Linked DNA regions of Homo sapiens: region 1 is linked to region 2. Evidence: read pairs that join two places in POLR2A ChIA-PET (ENCODE). Cell type or tissue: K562. All regions are shown on one strand. Links, peaks and the distances in the headings refer to the core of each region. The heading gives the core; the rest is flanking DNA.

Region 1 (4,385 bases), core at 157-4,156, 1.2 Mb after region 2:
GCCCTCTACTCCAGCTTTTCCTGTGGGCCTATGGACGTAAGTGATCTGGTAGCATCAAGGGGGTGTTACAGGAATGGGGTCCAGATTCTGACCCCAAGAGAGGGTTCTTGATCTCATGCAAGAAAGAATTCAGGGCGAGTCCCATAGAGTAAAGTAAAGGCAAGTTTATTAAGAAAGTGCAGGAATAAAAGATTGGCTGCTCCATAGAGCAGCCCTGAGGGCTGCTGGTTGCCCATTTTTATGGTTATTTCTTGAGAATATGCTAAACGAGGAGTGGATTATTTATACCTCCCCTTTTTAGACCATATAGGGTAACTTCCTGATGTTGTCAGGGCATTTGTAAAGTGTCATGGTGCTGGAGGGAGTGTAGCACTGAGGATGACCAGAGGTCACTCTCATTGCCATTTTGGTTTTGGTGGGTTTTTGTGGGGCTTCTTTACTGTCACCTGTTTTATCAGCAAAGTCTTTATGACCTGTATCTTGTGCCGACCTCCTATCTCATCTTGTGATTAGAATGCCTTAACCTCCTGGGAATGCAGCCCAATAGGGCTCAGCTTCATTTTACCCAGCTCCTATTCAAGATGGAGTTGCTCTGGTTCAAACGCCTCTGACAGGAGGACTCCTGAAAAGGGAGATAAAAGACTCTCCTGGGGCCACACCACTTAGCTGGAAGCACTAAGGGACCCCAAACCTCATGTCAGCATGTGCAGTGCCACAGAGGTGAAGCCCACTGCCCTTTTGTAGTCAGCTCTCTCTGTGGCCATGCGCACTCATTCAGGCTCCTCCCTCCTCTCCCTCTTGGCTGGGATCCCCGTTTGCTCCCACTACTTTTCAGCTAGTGCCCTTCCCTTAGCAGGTGAATACCCAGAGGGTGGGCACAAGAATCCGCACTGTGTCTTCCGTCTTACACAGGCATGTCTGACACACGTCACTTTGGCGCTCATGAGGTCCGCTGAGTCTGTGTAGCTTGGTGTGGGTTTTAGCCTATGCCAGATCTCCACTTCTCCTTCCTGTTCTCATCCCCACAGTGTAACTTTGGGCAACTCTCTTTGCATTTTTGGACCTCGCTATTTGCCCACCATAAAATAAATGAGTTGGATTGATCTCTAAGACCTTTCCCAGCTTTTAATCCCCAAGATGGCCAAGGTGGAATGAGCTCAGACAGAGAAAGTCACCAGCACCTAGTCTCCAGCCAGGACTCCGACCTGCCAAGCTGCCTCCTGGCTCCCATATCAGTGCTGGCAGGAGGCAGGCAGGTGGGGGGTTTCTTCCCCACTCTAAAGCCTTCCTTGGGTCCCTGCCAGGTGACATCTCTCACGGGAGCTCAAGTGGAGAGGAGAAGGGGTTGTGCCAGCTGGCTCTCCTCCTCACCTCCCATTACCCAGGTCCTCCAGGGCAGGAAAGCCATGGAAGGGGTGCTTTTAAAACTTAAGGATCTTCCTGAGCTCTTTAGCTGGCAAATGGTGTTAACAGTCCTCCCAGGGCCCTGGAGAGAGAGATTTGAAGGCCGCATTCATTAGCAGAAGCCGCATTAGCGGAGGTGGCCGCCGTGGCTGTGGCTCCGAGCAGGTCTTTGCGAGCGTCCTGATTTCCTGGCCTTCCTGGACAGACTTCTCAACACATTTCAGCATCGATATTTGCGGGCTTAACTTGCCGTGTGGGCCCTGATGAAGTAGCTTGCGGTTTTTAATCTATTCATTCTTTTCACATTAGCTGGGTGTTCCATCTCCTGTTCTGCCAACTCTTCCCTTCAGCCGGTGGTTATCTCAGCTTCCAGCAGTGGGTGGATGGGACTCCTCCCACTCCGAGGGCAGTGAAGCATCCACTGGGAAGCTGTCCTGGCGTCCCCTTCATGGGACATTAGTAAAAGCAGCGACCCAAGTTCTCAGAGTCCTGGATGCCGGCCAGGGGCCTGTTTTGTAGAAAATGACTGATCTTAGTTCCAAGATTCAGTGGATAGTATTTGAGTGAGATACAAGTTCCACCCCAACCCCAGGTCCTGTTGTCCCTGCTCCATCTCCCTAGGATACTGTCTATAGACTCCTTTCGATACTGACTGATGCTTTCCCTAATCCTGAAAAATTCCTAGAGGAGACTCCGCTGTATTTCTTAGAAATGCTTTTTTGTCAGGTCTCAGGACTCCTCAAAGAGAAGAACTTTTTTTTTTTCTTTATAAAATCATACAGCTAGAAGAGCCCCTAGGGATTATCTGGTGTAACCCCCTCCTTTTACAGATGAAAAAACTGAGGCTCAGAGAGGTGATGAGTCAGAGACCCAAATTTGCACAGTTTTCTCAGAGGCTAGGGCTCCTGACTCCCAGGCCACCACCGTTCTTTGACTCCTGATTAGCTCCAGGCAGCTCAAGGCCTGGCTGGAAGCACCAGGCCCTGTTGCATGCTCTAGGCCTCTGATAAAACCAACTCTCTTGAAATTGTTACTACTGTTGGGGCTCTAAGAATTCTCAGAGATTTCATCTAAGAATTTTCCTTTCCAGACTTGACCTTTAAGGATTCATCCTGCTAAGAAATTCTTCCATGGGGATCCTAGGGGGGGCTTGGATACATGCAAGCAAAGGGCCTGGGACTTCTGTGAATGCCTGGCGATCTATGCTTGTGCTTTGTGAGACAGCTGACCTCAGGGTGGGAGTGAAACCATCACTTCGTTGGGTGGGCTCACAGAAGACCTCTTGGGAAGGACAGGGACAGAGGAGAGTTTGGCAGGGGATTGGGAGGCTGCTCTCCCAGATGGCTGCCCGCTGGTATCATACCTCAGTCCTGGGAAGAGGTATTCCTGGACCAAACTGAGGGTCGGGCTGCTATTTCTCATGGCCCAATAACGAGATGCAGATGAACTGGGGAGGAAGAGAGTTTTTATTTCTGCAACTGGTGACAGGGAAAAGACCTGGAAAATATTGCCAGACGAACTCAAAATTACAAAGTTTTCTAGAGCTTACATACTTTCTAAGCTATGTATCTAAGTATAAGTGTACATTCATCTAAAGACATAAGTTGGGCTGGGTGCGGTGGCTCACGCCTGTAATCCCAGCACTTTGGGAAGCCGAGGCGGGCGGATCACGAGGTCAGGAGATCGAAACCATCCTGGCTAACGCGGTGAAACCCCCCCATCTCTCCAAAAAAAAAAAATTAGGCGTTGTGGCGGGTGCCTGTAGTTCCAGCTACTTGGGAGGCTAAGGCAGGAGAATGGCATGAACCCGGGAGGCGGAGGTTGAAGTGAGCTGAGATCGTGCCACTGTACTCCAGCCTGGGTGACAGAGCAAGACTCCGTCTCAAAAAAAAAAAAAGAAAAAAAAAAAAAAGACGTAAGTTGGCTGGGTGCAGTGGTTCATGCCTGCAGTACTTTGGGAGGCCGAGGCAGGCAGATCACCTGAGATCAGGAGTTCGAGACCAGCCTGGCCAACCTGGTAAAACCCCTGTCTCTACTAAAAATACAAAAATTAGCCACACATGGTGGCAGGCACCTGTAATCTTAGCTACTCAGGAGGCTGAGGCAGGAGAATTGCTTGAACCCAGGAGGCAGAGGTTGCAGTGAGCTGAGATCACACCATTGCACTCCAGCCTGGGTGATGATAAGAGCGAAACTTCATCTCAGGAAAAAAAAAAAAAAAAAAAAAGAAAAGACATAAGCGATTAACTTATTTTAATCTATACCTAAGGCCTGAGTCCTGAAGACCTTCCTCTGAAGCCTCAGTAAATTTACTTGATCTAAAATGGGTCCAGGTGCTGGGGTGATTACCCTTATCTTGTCTCGGGCTAAGTCACAGTGGTTTGGCAAGTTTCTTCAGACCCCCAGTAAAACTTGTTTAATCCTAAATGGGTCCTGTTAAGAATTCCTTTGTTATCTTGTCATGCTTTAAGGCCCAGGAAAGGCCTAGGCAAAACTCCTGGTGGGCCTTTGTTACATTCCAGCCTTTGTGTAAGGGTGCTGGCTTTTAATATTTAGCTTAGCCACTCAGTCAGTACTGAAACAGTTGTTATGGAAGCCTGCATCTGTGAGACCTGCCTGCCACAGAAGGACTAGAGTGGAAAGGAAGGGTGTTTGTCATACAAGACCCCCTGCCTGGTGCTGGGGATGCAATGGGATGCTTCCTGCACTCACCAGAACCGTCTGTGGGCCAAAGGGACATGGGATGGATGGGAGAGGGGATTGTCCCCTTGTCCCACCTGACCGCATTAGCAAAGGGGCTTCAGCCAGGTGGCATTGGCATTGTGAGGCTCTGGGGGCCATCAGTAGACAGGGCATGGGTGGCCCTAGGTGGCAATGGCAGCTGGTTTGTCTCAGCCAGATGGCCCCAGAAGCAGTTGTCTGGGGAGGTGATCCCAGGAAGCACTGATAAGGGACTAGGAAATGAGCGTGGAAGGGGAGCA
Region 2 (4,385 bases), core at 271-4,270:
AGAGCGAGACTCCGTGTCAAAAAAAAATTTTTTATTCTTATTTTTATTGATTTTATTTTTTATTTATTAGAGACAAAGGTCTTGCTATGTTGCCCAGGCTGGTCTTGAACTCTTGGCCTCAAGTGATCCTTGTGCCTTGGCCTCCCAAGGTGCTGGGATTACTGATATGAGCATATGAGCCACCGTCTCCTAGTCCACTTTCTTTTTCTTTTCCTTTTTTTTTTTTTTTGAGATGGGGCCTCATTACGTCATCCAGGCTGGAGAGCAGTAGTGTGATCACAGCTCACAGCTCACTGCAGCCTTTGCTTCCTGGGCTCAAGTGATCCTCCCATCTCAGCTTCTTGAGTAGCTCCGACCACAGGCAAGCACCACTATGCCTGGCTGATTTTTGGTATTTTTGATAGAGACGAGTTTTCACCCTGTTGCCTAGGCTGGTCTCGAACCACCCAACTCAGCCTGCCAGGCCTGCCAAAGTGCTGGGAATTCAAGGGTGAGCCAGTGTGCCCAGACCCACTTTCTTTTTCCAAAGCATCCTTTTTCAGTGCACAGCTATCCGTTTCCTCCCACCCCTATAAAAATGATGGAAGGAGAGGTGCAGTGGCTCACGCCTGTAATCCCAGCACTTTGGGTGGCTGAGGTGGGCGGATCACAGGGTCAAGAGATCGAGACCATACTGGCCAACATGGTGAAACCCCATCTCTACTAAAAATAAAAAATTAGCTGAGCGTGGTGGCTCGCTCCTGTGGTCCCAGCTACTCGGGAGGCTGAGGCAGGAGAATCGCTTGAACCTGGGAGGTGGAGGTTGCAGTGAGGCGAAATCACGCCACTGCACTCCAGCCTGGCTACAGAGCAAGACTCCATCTCAAAAAAAAAAAAAAAAAAAAAGATGGAGGGAGAATATTAATAGGAAATTTCTATCTCTTCACAATTTTTTCCTGGAAATTGCAAAAGGATTTTCAGAATATAATTTCAGTACATTGCCTAGACCCAGCTCCCAGAATTTCAATGTGCCCTTGGAATACATATTGCTCAGACATTTGAACATGTATTTTTTTTTTTTTTTGAGACGAAGTTTTTCTCTTGTTGCCCAGGCTGGAGGGCAGTGGAGTGATCTCAGCTCACTGCAACCTCTGCCTCCCAAGTTCAAATGATTCTGCTGCCTCAGCCTCCCAAGTAGCTGGGATCACAGGCGCCCACCACCACACCCAGCTAGTTTTTGTATATTTAATAGAGACGAGGTTTCACCATGTTGACAAGGTTGGTCTTGAAGTCCTTACCTCAGGTGATCCACCTGCCTCGGCCTCCCAAAGTTCTGGGATTACAGGCGTGAGCCACTGTGCCCAGCTATTGTTTTTCTTATTTTTTTAGATGAAGTTTCGCTCTTGTTGCCCAGGCAGGAGTGCAATGGTGTGATCGCAGCTCACTGCATCCTTCATCTCCCAGGTTCAAGCAATTCTCCTGCCTCAGCCTCCTGAGCAGCTGGGATTATAGGCGTGCGCCACCACGCCCGGATAATTTTTGTATTTTTAGTAGAGATGGGGTTTCACTATATTGTCCAGGCTGGTCTCGAACTCCTGACCTCAGGTGATCCACCTGCCTCAGCCTCCCAAAGTGCTGGGATTACAGAAGTGAGTCACTGAGCCCGGCCTTGAACATGCAGCATTATTATTATTATTATTATTATTATTATTATTATTATTTTGAGATGGAGTCTCACTCTGTCGCCCAGGCTGGAGTGCAGTGCAGGATCACAGCTCACCACAACCTCCGCCTCCTGGGTTCAAGTGATTTTCCTGCCTCAGCCTCCCAAGTAGCTGGGATTACAGGCGCCTGCCACCGCGCCCACCTAATTTTTTGTATTTTTGGTAGAGATGGGGTTTCACCATGTTGGCCAGACTGGTCTCGAACTCCTGACCTCGTGATTCTCCCACCTTGGCCTCCCAAAGTGCTGGGATTACAGGCGTGAGCCACCGCCCCCGGCCGAACAAGCATCTTATACAAATTCCTCCTTTGCCTGAAGGTGATTTTGTAATTTAGTGTAATAGGTTGTCAGGTAGTTTTTTTTGGGTTTTTTTTTCTTTTGAGACAGAGTCTTGCTCCTCTCGCCCAGGCTGGAGTGCAGTGGTGCAATCTCGGCTCACAGCAACCTCTGCCTCCCAGGTTCAAGTGATTGTCCTGCCTCAGCCTCCCGAGTAGCTGGGATTACAGGCGCCTGCTGCCACGCCCAGCTGTTTTTTGTATTTTTAGTAGAGACCGGGTTTCACCATGTTGGCCAGGCTGGTCTTGAACTCCTGACCTCAGGTGATCTGCCTGTCTCAGCCTCCCAAAGTGCTGGGATTACAGGTATGAGCCACTGTGCCCGGCCAGTATCTCTTTGTCTTTTCCCTAGCACACAGCAGGAGCTCAGTTAACACTACTTTCTAGCTATGTGATAGCATGTTTACTTAACCCCTTTGAGAGTAGCAAATAACTACTACACCTGCTTGCAATCATTTGTGTAAGAGGAAAATGAGCTAACATTAGTAATGTCCCACTTAGTGCTTGATAGGTGGCAGGTACTCAACAATTGTTGGTTCTCTTTCTCTTTCACTTCTTGTGTATTTCCTCCTCCCCCAATCATAAGTTATATGAGTCAGAGATTTTGTCTCCCCTTCTTGGTATCTCCAGTGTCATAGTATCTTACACATAGTAATGGGGTTTTTTTGTTTTGTTTTGTTTTGTTTTTGAGACAGGGTCTTGCTCTGTCACCTAGGCTGGAGTGCAGTGGCACAATCTCGGCTCACTGCAACCTCCACCTCCCGAGTTCAAGCGATTCTCCTGTCTCAGCCTCCCAAGTAGCTGGAATTACAGGCATGCACCGCCATGCCCAGCTAATTTTTGTATTTTTAGTAGAGACAGGGTTTTGCCTGTTGGCCAGGCTGATCTTGGAACTCCTGGCCTCAGGTGATCCACCCTCCTCGCCATCCCAAAGTGCTGGGATTACAGGCGTGAGCCATCGCACCTGGCCCAGTAATAGGTTATTTTTGTTGTTTTTTGAGGTAGGGTCTCACTCTGTCACCCAGGCTGGAGTGCAGGGGCACAATCATAGCTTATTGCAGCCATAATCTCCTGGGCTCAAGTAATCCTCTCACCTTGTCCTCCCAAAGTGCTGGAATTACAGACATGAGCCACTGCAACCAGCTGATAGTTTCAATTCATTCATTCATTCATTCATTCAGTGAATCCTCGAACGCCTACAACGTACAAAAGCTTGGAGTTGAGAGAGAACATTTAGGAACCCCAAGTGATTGAATATGACCAAAGCAGAGGCTTCAGGATGAGAAACAAGGCTATAGAGTGGTTAATTTGGATTAGTTCTCAAAGGGCGCATAGGTCATATCCTGTGAAGCAGATGATTAGTGAGGAACCAGGGAGTATCAGAAACTTCTTTTGGTTTATTTTTTATTTTATTTTATATTTTTTGAGACAGAGTCTTGCACTGTCGCCCAGGCTGGAGTGCAATGGCACAATCTTGGCTCACTGCAACCTCTGCCTCCCGGGTTCAAGCGATTTTCCTGCCTCAGCCTCCTGAGTAGCTGGGACTACAGGTAGCCGCCATGATGCCCAGCTAATTTTTGTATTTTTATTTATTTATTTACTTACTTACTTATTCTGAGACAGAGTCTCGCTGTGTTGTCACCCAGGCTGGAGTTCAGTGGCACCATTTCGGCTCACTGCAACCTCTGCCTCCCGGGTTCAAGTGATTCCCCTGCCTCAGCCTCCCGAGTAGCTGGGATTACAGGCGCCTGCTACCATGCCCAGCTAATTTTTATCTTTTTAATAGAGACGGGATTTCACCAGGTTGGCCAGGCTGGTCTTGAACTCCTGACCTCAGGTGATCTGCCTGCCTTGGTCTCCCAAAAGGCTGGGATTCCAGGCGTGAGCCACAGTGCCTGACCCTTTTGATTTATATTTATTTTATAATGGCTTGTGTTTCTCAAACTTTATTATTTATTACTTTTTTTTTTTTTTTGAGGCAGGGTCACACTCTGTCACCCAGGCTGGAATGCAATGCTGCAGTCTCAGCTCATGGCAACCTCTGCCTCCTGGTTTCTAGCAATTCTCCTGTCTCAGCCTCTGGAGTAGCTGGGTACGCCACCATGCCCGGCTAATTTTTGTATTTTTAGTAGAGACGGGATTTCACCATGTTGCCCAGGCTGGTCTTGAATTCCTGAGCTCAGGTGATCCCCTCACCTCGGCCTCCCAAAGTGCTGGGACTACAGGCATGAGCTACCGTGCCCGGCCTCAAACTTTAGTGTGTTTAAGAATTACCAGGGCTGGGCATAGTGGCTCCCACCTATAATCCTATCACTTTGGGAAGCTGAGGTGAGGGGATCTCTTGAGCT

Evidence for each region. Peaks named below come from ENCODE experiments on the same cell type or tissue, not always from the same donor. Only the 100,000 strongest peaks of a DNase experiment are listed, where the experiment ranks them.
Region 1: POLR2A ChIA-PET joins it to region 2 with 5 read pairs; 1 of 35 experiments calls an interaction of 5 or more read pairs at or near these places.

What each region holds. Positions count from the first base shown.
Region 1 is chr17:73,974,271-73,978,655 of GRCh38, reverse strand. No RefSeq gene overlaps it. Among named protein-coding and RNA genes, the nearest start is that of LINC02074, 140 kb to the left of the region's middle. RefSeq lists enhancers at 3,609-4,306, 4,307-4,385. In K562, for the core only: no CTCF peak of the experiment used is centred there; a DNase peak (open chromatin) is centred at 1,765; H3K27me3 peaks cover 1,109 bases.
Region 2 is chr17:75,187,615-75,191,999 of GRCh38, reverse strand. No RefSeq gene overlaps it. Among named protein-coding and RNA genes, the nearest start is that of SUMO2, 6.8 kb to the right of the region's middle. In K562, for the core only: no CTCF peak of the experiment used is centred there; a DNase peak (open chromatin) is centred at 2,624.